2 separate regions of the Homo sapiens genome follow, and region 1 is linked to region 2. A link is a contact called in ENCODE Hi-C or POLR2A ChIA-PET data. All regions are on one chromosome and are shown on one strand. The core of a region is the stretch at or near the end of the contact, and the rest is flanking DNA. Distances in the headings are between cores, read along the strand shown. Region 1 overlaps ARL8B (ARF like GTPase 8B). Region 2 overlaps ITPR1 (inositol 1,4,5-trisphosphate receptor type 1).

Evidence for each region. Hi-C counts contacts between places; a loop is a spot of excess contacts on that map. ChIA-PET counts read pairs that join two places held with the same protein, here RNA polymerase II (POLR2A). Pooled maps may share reads with other maps.
Region 1: a pooled map shows a loop between it and region 2 (2.7-fold over the local background). The contact joins two enhancer-like sites. A Hi-C loop is called at or near these places in 1 of 37 single-sample maps with no recorded cell type and 2 of 50 pooled maps. POLR2A ChIA-PET finds 5 or more read pairs at or near these places in 5 of 52 experiments (AG04450, Caco-2, GM10248 and 2 more).

The regions. Positions count from the first base shown.
Region 1 is chr3:5,138,622-5,143,147 of GRCh38, forward strand. The region is part of intron 1 of ARL8B (ARF like GTPase 8B); the gene reads left to right. Among named protein-coding and RNA genes, the nearest start is that of ARL8B, 19 kb to the left of the region's middle. RefSeq lists enhancers at 1,522-1,611, 2,232-2,371. Within about 2 kb of position 1,695, at least 3 of the 41 ENCODE cell types and tissues checked have a DNase peak (open chromatin) inside an H3K27ac peak, as active enhancers do; they include GM12878, where a contact is called at or near this core.
Region 2 is chr3:4,507,203-4,511,396 of GRCh38, forward strand. All of the region lies in intron 2 of ITPR1 (inositol 1,4,5-trisphosphate receptor type 1), which reads left to right. Among named protein-coding and RNA genes, the nearest start is that of ITPR1, 16 kb to the left of the region's middle. Within about 2 kb of position 1,574, at least 3 of the 41 ENCODE cell types and tissues checked have a DNase peak (open chromatin) inside an H3K27ac peak, as active enhancers do; they include GM12878, where a contact is called at or near this core.

The DNA.
Region 1 (4,526 bases), core at 445-2,944, 630 kb after region 2:
GCATTCCTGTCACTCCAACTTCTTACTGCGCTTACTGCACCTGCCACACTCCCCACCCTGATGATAGTAAGTGGAATTTTAGGCAGCTACTGAATAAATAATGATTTTACTATCTAGAAGGCACTGCAGTTTGGAACCTGAGAAATGTACAGTGACTTAGTATTTTATGACTGTCCATCATTTTAAGAGTTGAGTTTCACTGTGAAACAATGTCGAAAGCACTGACTGGACTAATGGAGTGGCTTTACAGTGCTTACTGTTTCTTCAGTAATACCCAGAGAGAGCTGCAGTGTGGAGGAGCCGGTGAAAGAATGTATTCAGCCCATGGCATTCTCTGCAGCCACACCACTGTACTGCCAGGATCACTTGAGAAACAGATGTCTCTACTGATATATAAGCAGACAGCTAAAAGATTCCATACACTGTAGTTTAAAATGATTTTAGGGAATTATTAATAATATTTTAAAAAATTGTTACTGAATTTTTTTACAGTAGAAGGGAACATGAGACAATCCATATGATACTATTAGTTTGGGAGATGAAGTTGCAAAATTGTGAGGCAGAAAAATGTTAAAAGTAGGCACTAAAGGACTAAGAAGTTACAATCTTGGCTTTAATGTATCCAATGACAGGTGCCATGGTTTGCTTCCTCCAGAGTCTAACAGGCAAAATAGTATTTGTAAACATTTTCTTGCCTCTACTATGCCTAGGCTAGCAGTCTTTAAAGATAGTCTTTAATGGGAGGATTGCCTATTTATCTTATGATGTACCTGTGGAACAGAATTTTAGGGGCTTCATTTATCTTCCAGGTAGAAAAGAGCTGATAAGGGGTTATGGAGATGTTGTCACCTGGCATTATATGCTATAATCCTTGGTCACATTTATAAGTTTTTTTATTCTAATACAATGGATCTGAGTGTCATTAGGAGCCTTGCAGACAAGTGTTTCTGGGTAACTTCTCAGTAACATCTTTGACATTTGTTTAGTTGCAGACCTAAATGGCCACTGATGGATACTGCAGTTTCAGTAAGCAGTGGAGTTTATTTCCCTGGAAGTAGAATGAGGCAGACCCAGAATATTGTAGAGTGCTTGTCATCAGCTGTATTTCTTCATGGCCCAGAAAAACTCCTATGTAACTTCCCTTAGAGAAATGAAACTGAACGGGAAGCAGAAGTAGTTACTGGATGATGTTGGACCTGGGAATTCTGAATGAGTCAGTTCAATTCCTGCAGGGTATCCTGTCTGAAAGAAATTAGGGCAGTATGCAGTGCAAGGCTTGCAGGGCTCATAGGTCTTTCTGTTATGTTCTTTCAGGGGTAGCAATGGTCAGGATAGCTTCTCACTACACAAGATGTGATTAGTTTTGTTTTTTTTTTTTTTTTTGAGACGGAGTCTTGCTGTGTCGCCCAGGCTGGAGTGCAGTGGCACCATCTCTGCTCACTGTAAGCTCTGCCTCCAAGATGTGATTAGTTTTTGTTCCTCACTTTGGGGAGCGTGTGTGGCAGTGTTTAAAAATAATGCTCTCCTGTTGGTTCTTAGGGAACAAAGTCTTCTGGTATGGTTTTGCTGGGTCCTCACCCAAATCTCATCTTGAATTGTAGCTCCCATAATTCCCACATGTTGTGGGAGGGACCCGGTGGGAGATAACTGAATCATGGGGACGATTTTCCCCATACTGTTTTTTGAGGTAGTGAATAAGTCTCACAAGATCTGTTGGTTTTGTGGTAAGGGGAAACCCCTTTTGCATGGCTCTCACTTCTCTCTAGCCCACCACCATGTAAGAAGCCCCTTTACTCTTTCTTCATCTTGTGCCGTGATTGTGAGGCCTCCCCAGCCATGTGGAACTGTGAGTCAATTAAACCTCTTTCCTTTGTAAATTACCAGTCTTGGGTATGTCTTTATTAGCAGCATGAGAACAGACTCATACACCTTCTTGGTTTTTTTTTTTTGGCAAAATTTCAACACGTTAGTCTTTAACTCTCTAGTGAATGTTGGAGCAGTCTCCAGATTGCTTAAAACTGAACTAGGGGTACAGTCCATAAGGAAAATATGCCCTGAGGGGCTGTATGTGTGCAGCCGTATGTATGGAGCTGTGATTTGTTGTCATCTGAAATTCTAGGCTATAATAATTGTTCCTGGGGCTCAAAGAAACCATGACGGGTTACTACCAATAACATTCTGGTGGGATGTTGGTTCACGCCTGTGAGAAACACTCATTTACTCATCCAAACCCAAAGAATGGACTTGGAGACATGAAGAACAGCGGAAGCAAGACTTTTATTGGCGGTCTTGCAAGATCTGGTGTCTGGTAGGCAGTCACACCGGGGACAGTTACAACAGGTAATTTATCTCCTAGCACGCAAGTCCCTCCCCCAGCTCCTCATTGGTTGAGTACTATGGGGTTACAATCTTCCTGGACATTGCCTAAGTTTTATTATCCCCCTTATAAGGTTATACCGTGGTCCCTTTCCCCACTTCAGTTTCGATTTCCCAATAATGAAACTTTCTCCCCTTTTAGGGGCTGACCCCTCCTCTACATTCTGTTCACTTATCATGACCTTCTGGGTGCATGAGCTGTGTGGTTTATTACATCCACAGGCTGGCTTCCAGTACTTAGATTTATTATGCCTCGAAAATGGACCACTTAAAATGTTTTCTCACAAATTTCCTTCCTTTTCTATTTACTTCCTTTGGTCTCATTTTCATCTAAACCCTTTTGGTCCTCAAATTGCTTTAGAAGTCATTTACTTTCTTCCTTATAGGAGAGTGAGTTTATTTTGGTTTCTAATAGTAGCAGGTTATTTTGCTGGTAACTTATTGGCATTGTTTATTAATAGCTGTTTTAATTAATCTCTGTGCTAGTCCCCTCACACACAAGTAATACTACATCCCACTGCTAAGACTCCTGCTACAATTATGAGAGATGTAAGGATTGAAGCCACCATGCCTTTCCATTTTCCAAACCAACCATTTAGCCAACCCGTAAATGGGTTGTTAATTCCAGCATTTTCTGCCTGTTCGTTGGCTAGAGTTGTCAGTCCTTGTAAAGCTTTTGTGATGGTCCCATCTGGGGCAGTATTGTTGGGAATGAAAGTATAACGTTTCCCACCCAGCATAACACTTACACCCCCTTTTTCTGGTATTACGTCTAGTGCAAGCCTGTTTTTCCAGGCCATTGGGCTGGTGGCATCTAACTGGCTAGCCATCCCTTTGAGGGTGTCCTGAGTATAATTGATGAATCTTTGTTGATTATAATAGATGTAGTTAATCTAGTTCACATTCTTATTAATAGTTGACCACAGAAGAGTGCTGACTCAAACCCAGCAGCTATTTGGTTTTGGGCCTTAAATTTATTCGGCACTCCCCTAGGGACTCCTATTGAGTCAACATATATATTGACATTAAAAGAGTTTGTCAAATCTCTCTGCTTTCAGTGGCCGTGTGTGTTTTCAGGTATCTTATGGAATGCCAGGGTGAAGGGAATGGCCAATTAGACTAAAGCACAAGTCCCGGTCCAGTTGGATGGTAACAAGTTGGGGAGGTTCCTTTTCCCATAGTACCACCAGACGTTAGCCTGGGGTATATGGAGAGCCGAGTGATTGCCATCGCCTGACTTACCAGTGATGTTTAGGATGTGCGTACAAGTTGAGAGTTTTCCCACGGGCTTATTGAACTCTGCCCCCTATCTAGAGAGGCAAGAGGAGTGGTTCATATTCCCTAGAGAGAATGAGGGGATTGCTTTGGGATCTGACCTCTGCAATGTGGGAAAGAGCAGTGACAGACTCTTTACAAGTCTTGTTTCCCCATGCGTCCTTGTCCTGGTATAGAGCCAACATGCAATCCATTTCTTCAGGATCAGTATCCCATCCTAGGGGAAATGGAACCACCTGTGCCTGAGGTCCTCCCGTAGCACACGCATAGCAGTCACTCTTGTTGAAGGCTTGTACCGAAAATTTGATCCATTTGACCCAGGCGTTTACATCCCTGCACCCTGTCTCAATTTCTAAGGTTTGCCTTAAATCCTTTACCTCAATTATTTTTACCTTTTAGGGTTATTATTTGGCAGACTAAAGTGTTTATTAGGGTCTGGAGTTGGAGTAGTTCCAGGCAAATGAGAGGTTGAGTTTTTTATTAGTTTGAGAACAAATCACCCTATGGGGTCTTTCCCTGTGATGTCTGCCCCTCACGTATATACCTGAGACACTACTTTTGGTTCTTGGCCTAGAGTGGCTGGATTGCTAATGGCAATGAGTATAGGGTTGCGTTCTAAATTTTGGCAGTTATTTGGCAAGGAGCCCTTGGACAGATGTAGTTTATTCTTTAAGTGTCTTCAGCTCGGAGTTACCCACCCCGTGTTTACTGTCCAACCCTGAATTGGGTGGTTCACCATACATCATCCCAGCTGGGGCATGGTAATGCCATACTGTAATCTGTATCTGGTTCAGGGCAAAGATGTTTATTCACTTGTGAGAACTATCTCTGAGTTTCAAAATTCCCACAAGGTGAGACCTGGCAGGCATCGAATC
Region 2 (4,194 bases), core at 324-2,823:
TCATGTGCCTTGCAGCCTCTGGAAAACTTCACTGTACATGTGTGAGAGACTGAGTGAAAATGAAAATAATGCCCCAATGTTATTGTGAAATAGTTTTGACCTTGAAGTTTCCCTGACCCTTGGGCCACCAGCTCCTAGAGTACATAGGTAATTTGAAATGTGGGGTTGTGGCATGGAACATTAGAGAGAGGGAGAAATTGAAGGCTTAAGTGACAGGGTGCAATTGACCATCTCTAAGTCTGGGTATTGTATGAGATCTTTCTGTTCAGAAAAAAATGCATGGGGATACTTTTCAGTTGTTTTTGTGAAACAAAATTGCTTCCTAAAGTTCCTCCTGAAATGCAAAGAAACGCTGAGAATGTGGAAGCTAGTGGTACTTGTCCTACGTTCATCTTTTTCTTATGAGCAAGATTATACCAAGCAGTCCAGAAGTTCTGCAGTGGGATGGGTCATTAAAAAATTATAAAGCATAGGTTCCTCTCTGTGTCTGAGAATAGCAGCTTCAAGTGTAACTTCCTTTATAACTGTTAGTCTCCAACACTTACTTTGTTCTTTTTGTAGCTTTTGGCCTCAGATGAAGTTGTGTCCTACAATAGAAATTAGATTGATGCTTATTGCTCTTAGGTTCTGTCATAACTGGTGTTTAAGGAACCAGGATAGAAGCTTTTAATAATAGATGAGCTATATTCTGTGCTAGCCAGCTTCACTGTTTAAGGAGGTTAAATGATTACAAATTCAGGCTTCTGGGGAGTGTTTTGCGTGTGTCTTGGGTCAGTGATATATAAGATTTTCACTGTTAAGGTAATTGTGTGGTAAAATACAGAGGAGCTTGGTCATCAGGAAATTAATGGTGCACTGTGGGGACGAGGCGAGGGGTTGCAGGCAGGCAGGGGATCCAAAGTACCTGACTCTCATGCTCAGAAGGGTTTCATTTAAGGTCAGACTGTCAGTGGGACTACCCTGCCACCCGATTACTGAAAGTCAGACTGTTCAGCCCCAGTGGCCAGGTGGCTTCATCTTAATTAAACGTAGGAGGCTTGCCTTTGTGTCTTGGTAAAAACTGGCAGGTCTGTGGTTTTGGGGTCCCTTAACTAGTATAAAGTCAATTTCTCATTTCCTCCCAAGCCTGTCCACCCTTGAAGATTAAGTGATCCCTTAGGTAACTTATTGGTTAATGAAGTGTTCTACTTTAGTCTCAGTTTCAGGAGTTGTTAACTTTTAAATTCGGAATTCTGTGTAGGCGAAAATCAAGGTTTTTTTTTTTTTTTTTTTTTAAATGAATGTAATGCAATTAGTTAAGTGTGTGCAGGAGAACTAATAGATGGAAAAATTTCAATAAGTGAGTTTTCTGCCACAGTCAAATGAGTGAGTTTTCTATCACACTAAAAGCTTTTAGAAAAAAAAAAATTCCAAACCTATCTTGAGCTGCTGCTTAAAATTAAATGAACATATTTCTTTTTTAGTGAGGTTGTGCTTTGGCCTGTTTTAACACCAGAGTGGAAGAGGTTCTAAATACTGAATTACTATCCCTTTGAAGAGGTTTCCACCACCCCCACTGCCAGCAGGGGACCTAGATTGATGTTAGAAGGCGGGGGAGTTGAGTTGAGGTCTGGCCAGCTTTGGTATTGTGAGTTTGGGTACTGAAAAACAACAGTACTTTGGAGATGCTGTCCAAGTATCAGCCACCTCGTGGGCTTACAGAGGATTTAAACATTTCTGGGATCTTTGTTTCTCCAGATGTATTTCCTAGAGTATTGACCAGGTAAGCAACATTCATCAAGTAGAGGAATCACAGGACAGAGGTGAGTGAAGACTTTGAAGGAACAAAAACGAATGTTTTCATTTCAGACTCATTCAGACATACAGAAAGTGAGCATAAAGGGCCAAGTATTGTGTTGACCACTTTATGTGGATTATTTGGTTTACTCCTCACAATGACCCTGAGAAATATGAAAGGTTGCCCCCTTTTTTACAGATAAGAGAGCTGAGGTTCAGAGAAGTTATGGAAGTTGCTTAAGGACACACAGCTGGTAATTTATGAGGCTGGAATTCAGACTCACATATTCTGAGTCTGTTTCCAAGTGTACACTCTTGTCAGTACTCCAAGCCATTTTGGACATGTGGAGGGGATGGTCAATGGGGATAAAAGTTAGAGTATCTTTCCAGGGATAAAAGTTAGATATTTTGTTTCTTGCTTCCAAATTTCTCATAGAAATCTATTGAAAAGGGCCAAGTAGGTTTCTGTTCTTGATCTAACACTGTAAATTTGGCTTTAATTTGTTTTGGAGAGCAGTCATCTAAAAAACAAACCAGGTGTGGTGGCTCATGCCTGTAATTCCAGCACTTTGAGAGGCTGAAGCAGGAGGATTACTTGAGGCCAGAGTTCAAGACCAACCTGGGCACCATAGTGAGACCTTGTCTCTACAAAAATAAGAATGAAAAAACTTAGCCAGACATGGTGGTACGCACCGGTAGTTCTAGCTACTCAGGAGGCTGAGGTGGGAGGATCACTTGAGCCTGGGAGGTCAAGGCTGCAGTGAGCTATGATTGCACCACTACCTTCCAGCCTGGGTGACAGAGTGAGACCATAACTCTAAAAAACAAAACCAGTATAAACTCTTCTAGGCAGCAGATACAATAGCACTAAAGTGACATTGAACCCATATTTGACTGCTTGCTCTATCCCAGGTACTACCAGGTACTAGGATGCAACAGGAAAGAAGACAACTGAGGTTCTTGCCCTCATGAGCTTGCAGTCTAGTGGAGAAGACAAACAAACAAGTGAATAAGCAATGTTAGGACAGTGGTAGTGGACCCAGGTTGCTGTATAGAAGAGTATGTTGGAAACGTATAACCCAGATCTGGGAGGTCGGAGAGGGCTTCCCAGAGGTGGAGACATCAAACTGGGGCTGTGAAGGTGAGTGGGAGTTAGCCACAAGTGGTGGTGGGAGAGGGAGGGAGATGTCTCAGGCTGAGAGACAGCATGTGCAAAGGCCCAGGGAACAGAGCATGGTGGGGGCCCTGGAAAAAAAATCATTATGGCTGGAGTATGGAGAGCAGGGCTCAAGGTAGGCAGGGCTAGATCATGAAGAGCTCCAAAGAGATGTTGGAAGGTTTTAAGCAGGGAAATGATATGGTCTGATTTATGTTTCTAAAATATCATGCTGGATGTTGTATGCCGAATAGATTGAGGAGGAAAGACAGATTCAGAGAAACGAGTAGGAAGGCCTTAGGGAGTCCAGTTGAGAAATGATACTGGCTGAGACTCAGGTTAGCAGGGGCAAGGGAACTAGAAGAATCAAGAGATATAGTAAAGCTTAAAGTCAGCAAAAATTGATGCTGGATTAGACTTTTTCATTCATTTATTCAACAGGTATTTACTGAATACCTACTATGTGCTAGGCATTGGTGTTTGGAATACAGTTGTGTATAAAACACATCACACACAGATCTCTAGAATACAGCATGTGCCTTGTACGGTGTCAGACAGGAATTGCACAAGTAAATGTGAACTTGTAACTGAGATGAAGGCTGGGAAGTAGAGATCCATGGTGTAGAGTTTATAAGAGTGGAATTTAACTTCATCTGAGGGGATGGGGAAGATTTTCTGGTGGAAATGGTAGTTGAATTCAGAGCTGGAGGGTGACTTGGCTATAATTAGAGCAAGGGGTGGGGTAGGGACGAGAGTGTTGTGGGCTTGAGAAAACAGCACAGGCAAGGGCCCTGTGGCAGGGAACATGAGAGAGGGAGGACTGGAGGAGCCACCAGGCTTTGCTGGTGGTCACTGAGAAATGGCTATGAAGGAGGAACAGGTTGGGCAGGCAGGTAAATTCTTTTTGGTACATTGAGATGCCGTGAGCCGCTAGGAGCAAAACTCTAGTAGCTGTGGGACATGAGAGACAGATTTGGGAATCCTCTTCACGTAACAGTGACTGGAGCCAGCAGAGTGGACGAGAAGACCAGGAAAGGTATAGAGAAGGCAGAGAGCAATACAGACGCTGAAGAGCAGCTCTGGCTTCTCTTCCCCAAGGAGATCTTTCTGCATTTATTTTTTTCTTTATTTGCACTTTTCTTGGGAATAGAATCAAATCTTCCCTGCCCCCCCTTTTTTTTTACGCACAGCTCAGGGAGCAATTTCAATAGAGGGCAAAGGGAAGCTCAGCCAGAGGGTGGTGTCAGGCTCAACAAAGCTGC